Regions from separate parts of the Homo sapiens genome. Here region 1 is linked to region 2. Evidence: chromatin contacts called from ENCODE Hi-C or POLR2A ChIA-PET data. All regions are on one chromosome and are shown on one strand. The core of a region is the stretch at or near the end of the contact, and the rest is flanking DNA. Distances in the headings are between cores, read along the strand shown. Region 1 holds the start of SAXO3 (stabilizer of axonemal microtubules 3). Region 2 holds the start of RPL18 (ribosomal protein L18).

The links. Hi-C counts contacts between places; a loop is a spot of excess contacts on that map. ChIA-PET counts read pairs that join two places held with the same protein, here RNA polymerase II (POLR2A). Pooled maps may share reads with other maps.
Region 1: a pooled map shows a loop between it and region 2 (2.8-fold over the local background). The contact joins the promoter of SAXO3 here to the promoter of RPL18 in region 2. A Hi-C loop is called at or near these places in 1 of 50 pooled maps. POLR2A ChIA-PET finds 5 or more read pairs at or near these places in 5 of 52 experiments (GM10248, IMR-90, Panc1 and 2 more).

Annotation. Positions count from the first base shown.
Region 1 is chr19:49,019,163-49,023,260 of GRCh38, forward strand. SAXO3 (stabilizer of axonemal microtubules 3) reads right to left here and starts at 1,387. Exons shown (of 5, transcript NM_001396011.1): 1 at 1,213-1,387; 2 at 747-947; 3 at 485-646. The coding sequence starts at 1,353. LOC124904738 (a long non-coding RNA gene) reads left to right here and starts at 931. Exons shown (of 2, transcript XR_007067288.1): 1 at 931-1,512; 2 at 1,735-3,653. It overlaps CGB3 (chorionic gonadotropin subunit beta 3), which reads right to left. Exons shown (of 3, transcript NM_000737.5): 3 at 3,707-4,038. The coding sequence ends at 3,724. It also overlaps a transcript of LHB not described here. RefSeq lists an enhancer at 1,964-2,113.
Region 2 is chr19:48,617,928-48,621,975 of GRCh38, forward strand. It overlaps RPL18 (ribosomal protein L18), which reads right to left and starts at 1,251. Exons shown (of 7, transcript NM_000979.4): 1 at 1,214-1,251. The coding sequence starts at 1,216. SPHK2 (sphingosine kinase 2) reads left to right here and starts at 1,579. Exons shown (of 7, transcript NM_020126.5): 1 at 1,579-1,616; 2 at 2,475-2,626. The coding sequence starts at 2,588. RefSeq lists enhancers at 1-722, 993-1,672, 1,833-1,922.

The sequences.
Region 1 (4,098 bases), core at 137-2,636, 400 kb after region 2:
GCCAGGGAACTTCAGCTTCCTTTCTCATACCCGAACCCTTCCCAGCCTCACCTCCCTAAATCCAAGCACCTTCTGCTGTTCAAGGAACTCAAACCCAAGCCCCCAGCCACCAAAAACAACCTCCCTGGTTCCGCTCTGTCTTAAACCGTCTTGGTGTGGCCACTGGAGCTGAGCTGCATCTTGGGCAGCAACTCCAAGTTACCTCTCCCAACTCCCACCTGACCCCGTCTCAGAATATTCTAGTCTCCTCCCCACCCACAGCCCGCCGTCTAGCTCCGCAGCAGCTTAGGAGCCCTGAAGGTGAGTTTGTAGTCCCTGGTCCTTCTGGCCTGGCCTAATGCCCAGCCCCTCCCCCGGCTCCTCTAACCTCGCGATCCCGCCCCAGACCCTTTAGCCACGCCCCAAAGCCGTGATTCCTTCTGGCCCCGCCCCAGGCTCCCGGAGCTCCGCCCCGTCTCGCCGGCGCCGGCTTCCACCCAGACACCTGGGAAGGACCCCCGCGGTGGTGGTCTGCGAGTTGTGGGGGCTGGGGCCCGAAGTATTCCGGGGCGCGCGGGTCCCCGCTGGGAGAGCCAGTGTACTGCGCCCTCGTCTCGCTGCTCTGGTACTTTGTGGTCAGTGGGAGGCGCCAGCCGCGGTGTCTGAGCTGCGGAAAGGCGACCCAGAGACTCACGTGAAGGAGCAGGGGACTCAAATGCAGTCCCCCGCCCTGTCCCCTGCGGACTCCGGCACTCCCCAAACTTTACCTTTTCTCCTAAATCCTTGATCCCCACAGTCCGCGTGGGGTCTGCAGGCTCTGGGGCTCTGGGCTGGGCGCAGGGCCCGCCATGGGTCTTGGGCACGTAGGCCGAGCCAGAGGTTGTCTCCCATCTGCTGAGGACCTCGTCGAAAGCCCAGTTGTGAGAATCCTGCTTTGCAACTTGGGGTAGAGGGTCCGCGACCGTGGACTGGAGAGAAGGCGCCGCACATCAGCTAGAAAGACTCAGGAGTCCCTATCACCCCCCACCCCAAACTCTGACCTCTTCCAGTCGGCCCCCAGCCCTTTCCTCTGCAGTCCCTGGCATTCAGCTTCCCTGGTGCCTCCTCTCTCAGACCCAGAACTCCAGGACCCTCCTCCTTCAGAGAGGAGTCCAAGCTCCCAATCCGCTTTATTTAGCCCCTATCTTTCTGGGTCTCCAGGCCCGGCAGGGCTGCAGCGTAGGGTCCGCTCACCTGCACCGTGGGCGGGGTGAAGGGTATGGGTGGGATAATGCGGTGGGAAAAGTAGCTGCTGGTGAGATGGCAGTTGGGCCTGGATCCAGGTACCTCGGTTGCAGAGATACGACAGCCCGGAGCCAGGGTGCCACTGGCCATGGTTCCACCCCCACTCCGTAGCCAAGCAGGAGCTGGCTTATTGTGGTTGTTGCCCCAGGTGACAGAACCCGCCCACCCAGAACCTAGTCAATCAAGGGCCTGCAGGCACCTGGATGGATGGAATGAGAAAGAGACCCAGAGACAGGGACCCCAAGAGGGGTACAAAGAAACACAAGGAGGGGGAATGGAGACTCAAAGATAGGAGGGTGGAAAGGGAAGGAGAAGTTCAGTATTTCAGAGACCCAGGGGGTGGGGGAGAGAGAAACCCAAAAAGAGGGACAGGGACCTGGAGGTGTCAGAGATCCAGACAGAGAGACAGAGACCCCTGCGCTGCACCTAGCAACTCAGGACATCCATGAGAAACACCCCCCTTTCTTCCAGGGCCCAGATGCTCCTGGCTGCTTCCTCCCTCTACCAGGCCTGCCCACCTCAGGGTAACGATTTCCAGACATCCCCGGGGCTCCCCGACCCTCCCTGCATGCACGTGCTGAAGTAATCAGCACTAGCATTGGCTGTCCTGCCTGCCTTTGATTGGCTTGAAAAGTTCCACCTGGGTAGGCGGGGTGTGGAAACAGGGAGGCACCCACAGAGAAGTGCACCGGACCATAGCGAAAAACATGGGCTTTGATGAGTGAGAAAGAAATACAAGAGAGGAGAGAGACAGGGAGGAAGACACAGACCACGCTGGAAACGGAGCTATTAGTACTCACCCAGAGGCTAGAGCCACCGGAAGTTAGAGACAGAGAGAAAGGCGGCAAAAAAGAGCAAAATCAGAGATGGTAACAAGGAGATGTAGAAACGGAGGCAGCCACACCCCTCCCTGCCGAGGGGCCTGGTCTGTACAGATTGGTGGAGGGGGTGCCTATGTCCTTTGCTCAAAGCTGGACCTGAGAGAGAGAGAGGGGGAGAGAAAGTGAGAGAGAGAGAGTGTGTGTGTGTGTCTGTGTCTGTGTGTTGGCAACACATGTGGGGAGATGGGTAATAGGTAAAGGGCTATTGTGAAGTCCTGTGGTCTGTCCCAGACAGAGAGAAAGAGAGAGAGAGAGAGAGAGACAGAGTGTGTGTGTGTGTGTGTGTCTGTCTGTGTGTTGGCAACACATGTGGGGAGATGGGTAATAGGTGAAGGGCTATTGTGAAGTCCTGTGGACCAGAGAGAGAGAGAGAGAGTGAGTGTGTGTGTGTCTGTATGTCTGTGTGTTGGCAACACATGTAGGGAGATGGGTAATAGGGGTCATAGGTGAAGGGCTACTGTGAACTCCTGTGGTCTGTCCCTGGCTTCCCTTGTCATTTCTTCACCATATAGAGCTTTTGGTCACCGGGCACGATGACTCACTCCTGTAATCCCAGCACTTTGAGAGGCAGAGGCGGGCAGATAACTTGAGGTTAGGAGTTTGAAACCAGCCTGGCCAACATGGCAAAACCCTGTCTCTATCGAAAAATATAAAAAGTAGCCAGGCATGGTGGCGCACACCTGTAATCCCAACTAAGGCAGGAGAATCACTTGAACTCAGGAGGTGAAGGTGGCAGTGAGCTGAGATCATGCCACTGCACTCCAGCCTAGGGGACAGAGCAAGACTCCATCTCAAAAAAAAAAAAAAAAATAGCTTTTGGTCTAGGCCTCTGCCTCCTCAACCCTCATTATCTCATCCCACGAGCCCATTCTTCAGACAAGGAAACCTGAGGCTGCCTTCTGCAGCCAGGCCCACAATCCCACTTACTGTTCCTCCCTGAATCATGCTTCTGGGGCCCTTCTGTTGGATTTTGCTGACCCTACTCAAGGGCTCTCAATGACGAATAACCCCCTGATCCTAGCCAGGGGGACGGCGAGTTAGTCAGAACCTCATGTCCCACTCAAACTGGACAATTTTTTTTTTTTTTTGAGACGGACTTTCCCTCTTTTTGCCCAGGCTGGAGTGCAATGGCACAGTCTCCGCTCACTGCAACCTCCGCCTCCCGGGTTCAAGCGATTCTCCTGCCTCACCCTCCAGAGTAGCTGGGATTACAGGCACCCGCCTACACGCCCAGCTAATTTCTTTATGTAATTTTAGTAGAGACGGGGTTTCACCATGTTAACCAGGCTGGTCTTGAACTCCTAACCTCAGGTGATTCGCCTGTCTTGGCCTCTCAAAGTGCTGGGATTACAGGCATCAGCCATCGCACCTGGCCATCAAGCTGGAAAATTTTAAGGTCTGTTTCTTTCCCAATGTAGAGTAAAGTTGCGATGTCATCCCCCGACCCCACACTGTTTTCTACCAGAGTTCTCATACTGTGACTCTGTATAAAATGGTTTGGAAGCTGGACCCATCCTGTGTGTGTGTGGTTGCCCTGAGCCCACAGAAAGACACCTCCAGAGTGCGGATTGAGAAGCCTTTATTGTGGGAGGATCGGGGTGTCCGAGGGCCCCGGGAGTCGGGATGGGCTTGGAAGGCTGGGGGGAGGGGCCTTTGAGGAAGAGGAGTCCTGGAAGCGGGGGTCATCACAGGTCAAGGGGTGGTCCTTGGGACCCCCGCAGTCAGTGGTGCTGCGGCGGCAGAGTGCACATTGACAGCTGAGAGCCACGGCGTAGGAGACCACGGGGTTCACGCCGCGCGGGCAGCCAGGGAGCCGGATGGACTCGAAGCGCACATCGCGGTAGTTGCACACCACCTGAGGCAGGGCCGGCAGGACCCCCTGCAGCACGCGGGTCTGGAAGCCGTGTGAGTGGGGGAATGAGCATGTGCCTGGGGCCAGCGCCTCAGCTGAGCT
Region 2 (4,048 bases), core at 1-2,500:
AATTATTACTTATTTCTGAAACTGAGAGCTGGGACACAAGCCCAGGTCTGAACACACCAGCTCAAATCCCAGGCCCACCACCAGGAGACCTGTGGGCTGCCACTGATCCCTCTGTAAAAAGGGGCTGTTTACAAAGCCTTCAGCCCATGGCACACAGAACCCTGAAACATCGTAACACAGCAATCATATTAACTTAATACAAAAAGGTCAATTCTTTACAACTTGTATTTTGCAACAATGTTATCAAAACTGGTTCCCATACCCGGAGGGATAACCAAAAATATCAAACCAATGGCAGTAATGATGAAAACGAATCCTTATTCAGAACCTAGCAATACTACTAGAACCACCTCTCCTACAGCATCAGTCAATCCAACAACCCTTACCAAATAGTGTCTTTTTAAAACATCGTTTTTAAAGTGGAGACAGGGTCTCACAATATTGGCCAGGCTGGTCTTGATCTCCTGGGCAAGGAATCCTCCCGCCTCGGCCTCCCAAAGTGCTAGGATAACAAGCGTGAGCCGCCTCGCCAGGCTCCTACCGCCCTGCTGCCTTTCTGAGCAACTTAAGTTTTTCAGACTGTGTTGACAATTACAAGAACTATTTAATAGCTCCACTTATGCAGCACTTACTGTGTGCAAAACCCCGTGATGAGCATCTCCTGTGAATTATTTCTTCCCAAATTCACAAACTTGTCAGATGAGATTACTGTGTACCCAACGAACAGCCAGACACTGGGGCAAAGGCTCAAAAACCATCACAAGGTGGGAAGGGGCCTGAGACTCAGAGACCTGCCTGGTCCCCAAATCCAGTTATTCGGCTCTCGATCCTCTCACCCGCCGCGGCCCCCATCGAACCCGACTTTTCATACTAGAAAGTGACAGGTCCAGATAAAGGCAGCAAAGCCAAATAACTAAGAGTGGCTGCGGGTCCAGCCACCTGGGTCGGAATCCTGGCTCTGCCACTTCCTGGCTTTGTAAACCCAGTCATATCAGCCTCCGAGTACCTCCACTTGGTCATCTACTAAGTGGGGGCGGTAGGCTATGACTGACCCATCCCTGCTTTCCTGGCCCCCAGAGTAGGTCCCCAGTATCGGGAATTGCTCCCTCCGGGCAGCCGCAGACCCCCTGCCGCCCTCCAGCGTGCCCCTAGCCCAAAACCACGGCGGATGGCAGCGGATTATCCAGCCCCGAACGCCGCAAAGCGAGCTCACCATGATGGCGCCTCCTGCTCGGCCAGGTCCGGAAAGAGAGAACGGGCTGGGGTGGGCGGGGAAAGCCTCAAGCGAGTGGCGCCGCCGTGACGTCACATGGGTGCGACGCGGCGCTCTACCACGATCCGGACTTCTCTGTGGTGAGTTGGACGACTGACTAGCCGGGCGATAACGGCAGAGAGCATAGAGCGCAGGAACAAGCGCAACGTCCAAGAGGGAAGGGCCAGCACGTCGGGGGCCTCTCTGGCCCTACCCAGGCCGTGTTCTCGATAGCTTTCCGGAAGAAAGGGATCTGGGAGCGAGATGCGTGTAGCTAGCACGATGCGTCGCGCGGTGACGCTCTGGCCCGACGCCGACGGCCTCTCAGTGGCTCCCGGAGGACCCGGCGGGCCCAGTGTTGGAGGTGAGGAGGCGGGGCTGGCAGGGCTAGTCGGGGCATCTGGAAATTTCCGACCCCACGCTTCGGGCGTTTCCTTATCAGGTTCACCGCTCCCTGATCTCGCGCTGCACTTCGTAGGCGCAGCCGCTGCTTGGGAAGTCCTACTTAAGGTCTAACCCGAGATGATCTTGCTGCACCTCAATCTATAGCATCCTGTATTCCCATCCTTTGAGTTCCGCTTCTCCTTCTCCCCCGGCCCCTAGATGGCCCTTCCCTGACCTAGAAAGAGGGAGACAGAGTTTCATAGGGGAGGCAAAATGGAGACTCCGTGGCTTGGGGGTGGGGGGAATGGAGGCCCAAAGGGTAGGAAGGAGACCTAGAAAGAGGGGTGAGATGGAGACCCAGGGAGAAGTAGTGGCAAAGAAAGATGGTGAGATGGGGCCTTGCAAGGCTATAACCAAATTCAAATCCTGGCTCTGCTAGTTACTAATGGGGTGATTGGGCAAGTCATTTAACCTCTCTGTGATCTTGGGAAAATCACTTAACTTCTTTGGGCCTTACTCTCCTTATGGACAAAAAGGGGATGACAACAGGCCTGGCACACAGGGGTGTTTTTCAGGATTATGAAAGTTAATAAAACTGCTGAGGTCAATATTTTGCACATAATAAGTGCTCAATAAAAATTAGCCTTCACTCCTATTATAGCATACATATTGTGTGCAACCAGATGGACTGGCTGGGGCAGTGATTAAAATGACTTATCTACTCTTCCCCCCACCCGCCAGGGAGGCCCCTGCCTCTTGGTTCTCAGGCACATTGAGCCTGGAAGGGCCTCCTGCAGTTGGCTGTCAATGCTGCTCCTCACTTACCTCTCCTCCACAGAGCTGAAGGTCAGGCCAGGACAGTGAGACCTGACTCCTTGCTCCTACCAGCCTACTATGGCTTAAGACCCAGGGCCAGGGTCCCGTTGATGTAACAGAGCAGAGGACCAGCAGATGAATGGACACCTTGAAGCAGAGGAGCAGCAGGACCAGGTAAGGGACCATCTAAAAGCCAAGATCCTCATACTGTGGAAAGACAAAATCTGAAGCTTTTCTTTAAAAAAAAAAAAAAAAAATTGGAGGCCAGGCGTGGTAGCTCAAGCTTGTAATCCCAGCACTCTGGGAGGCCAAGGCCTGCGGATCACCTGAGGCCAGGAGTTCGAGATCAGCCTGGCCAACATGGTGAAACCCCATCTCTACTAAAAATACAAAAATTAGCCAGGCATGGTGATGCGCACCTGTAATCCCAGCTACTCGGGAGACTGAGGCAGGAGAATCATTTGAACCCGGGAGGCAGAGGTTGCAGTGAGCCGAGATCGCGCTGCACTCCAGCCTGGGTGACAGAGTGAGACTCCGTCTCAAAAAAAAAAAAGAAAAAACAGGGTCTCACTCTTGCCCAGGCTGGAAAGCAGTGGCACAATCACAGCCTACTGCAGCTGCAACCTCCTGGGCTAAAGTGATCTTCCCACCTCAGCTTCCCAAGTAGCCTCCACCATGGCTGGCTAATTTTTTTATTTTTATTTATTTATTTATTTTGAGGTGGAGTTTCGCTCTTGTTGCCCAGGCTGGAGTGCAATGGCACGATCTTGGCTCACTGCAACCTCCGCCTCCCGGGTTCAAGCAGTTCTCCTGCCTCAACCTCCCAAGTAGCTGGGATTACAGGCATGCGCCACCACACCCAGCTACTTTTGTATTTTTCATAGAGATGAGGTTTCTCCATGTTGGTCAGGCTGGTCTCAAACTCCCGACCTCAGGTGATACGCCGGCCTCGGCCTCCCAAAGTGCTGGGATTACAGGCATGAGCCACTGCACCCGGCCAATTTTTTTATTTTTTCTAGAGACTAGGTCTCCCTCTGTTGCCCAGGCTGGTCTTGAACTCCTGAGCTCAAGGGATTCTCCCACCTCAGTCTCTCAAAGTGTTGAGCTTACAGGCATGAGCCACCGCGCCCAGCCTGGGAGCCCTTCCATAAGTGATTTCAGACCTTCTCTCCAGGCAGGTGTTCCAGTGGGATAATTTAGGAATCAGAGAAACTGAGGGGTTGAGGAGGATACTTATTATTTATTATTTAGGTGCACTGGCCCAGTCAGATTAACATCGAAAAAGACTGAGCACCGAACAAAGAGTCAAGTTACATTTTAAGTATTTCGTGGGGTAGGGGGAGATCTGTGCAGGGGGAAGCATATTATAGCAGCGAGAAACAAAGACAGTTATTCAATTGAGACATGCATTACATTATTTCTTACTTTTCAAGGAAAAACATGTTTTAGGACTTGAGTTTATCCTGTCTAGTGACCTTGCAGCTGCACAGTTAGAGAAACAGGGTCTTCACGATGCCTGGGAAAGGGAGTTAGATAAGGCTCACTAGCCACAAACAGAAAAACAGGCAGTTAATTTTTAAAGGACTCAATCTCGGG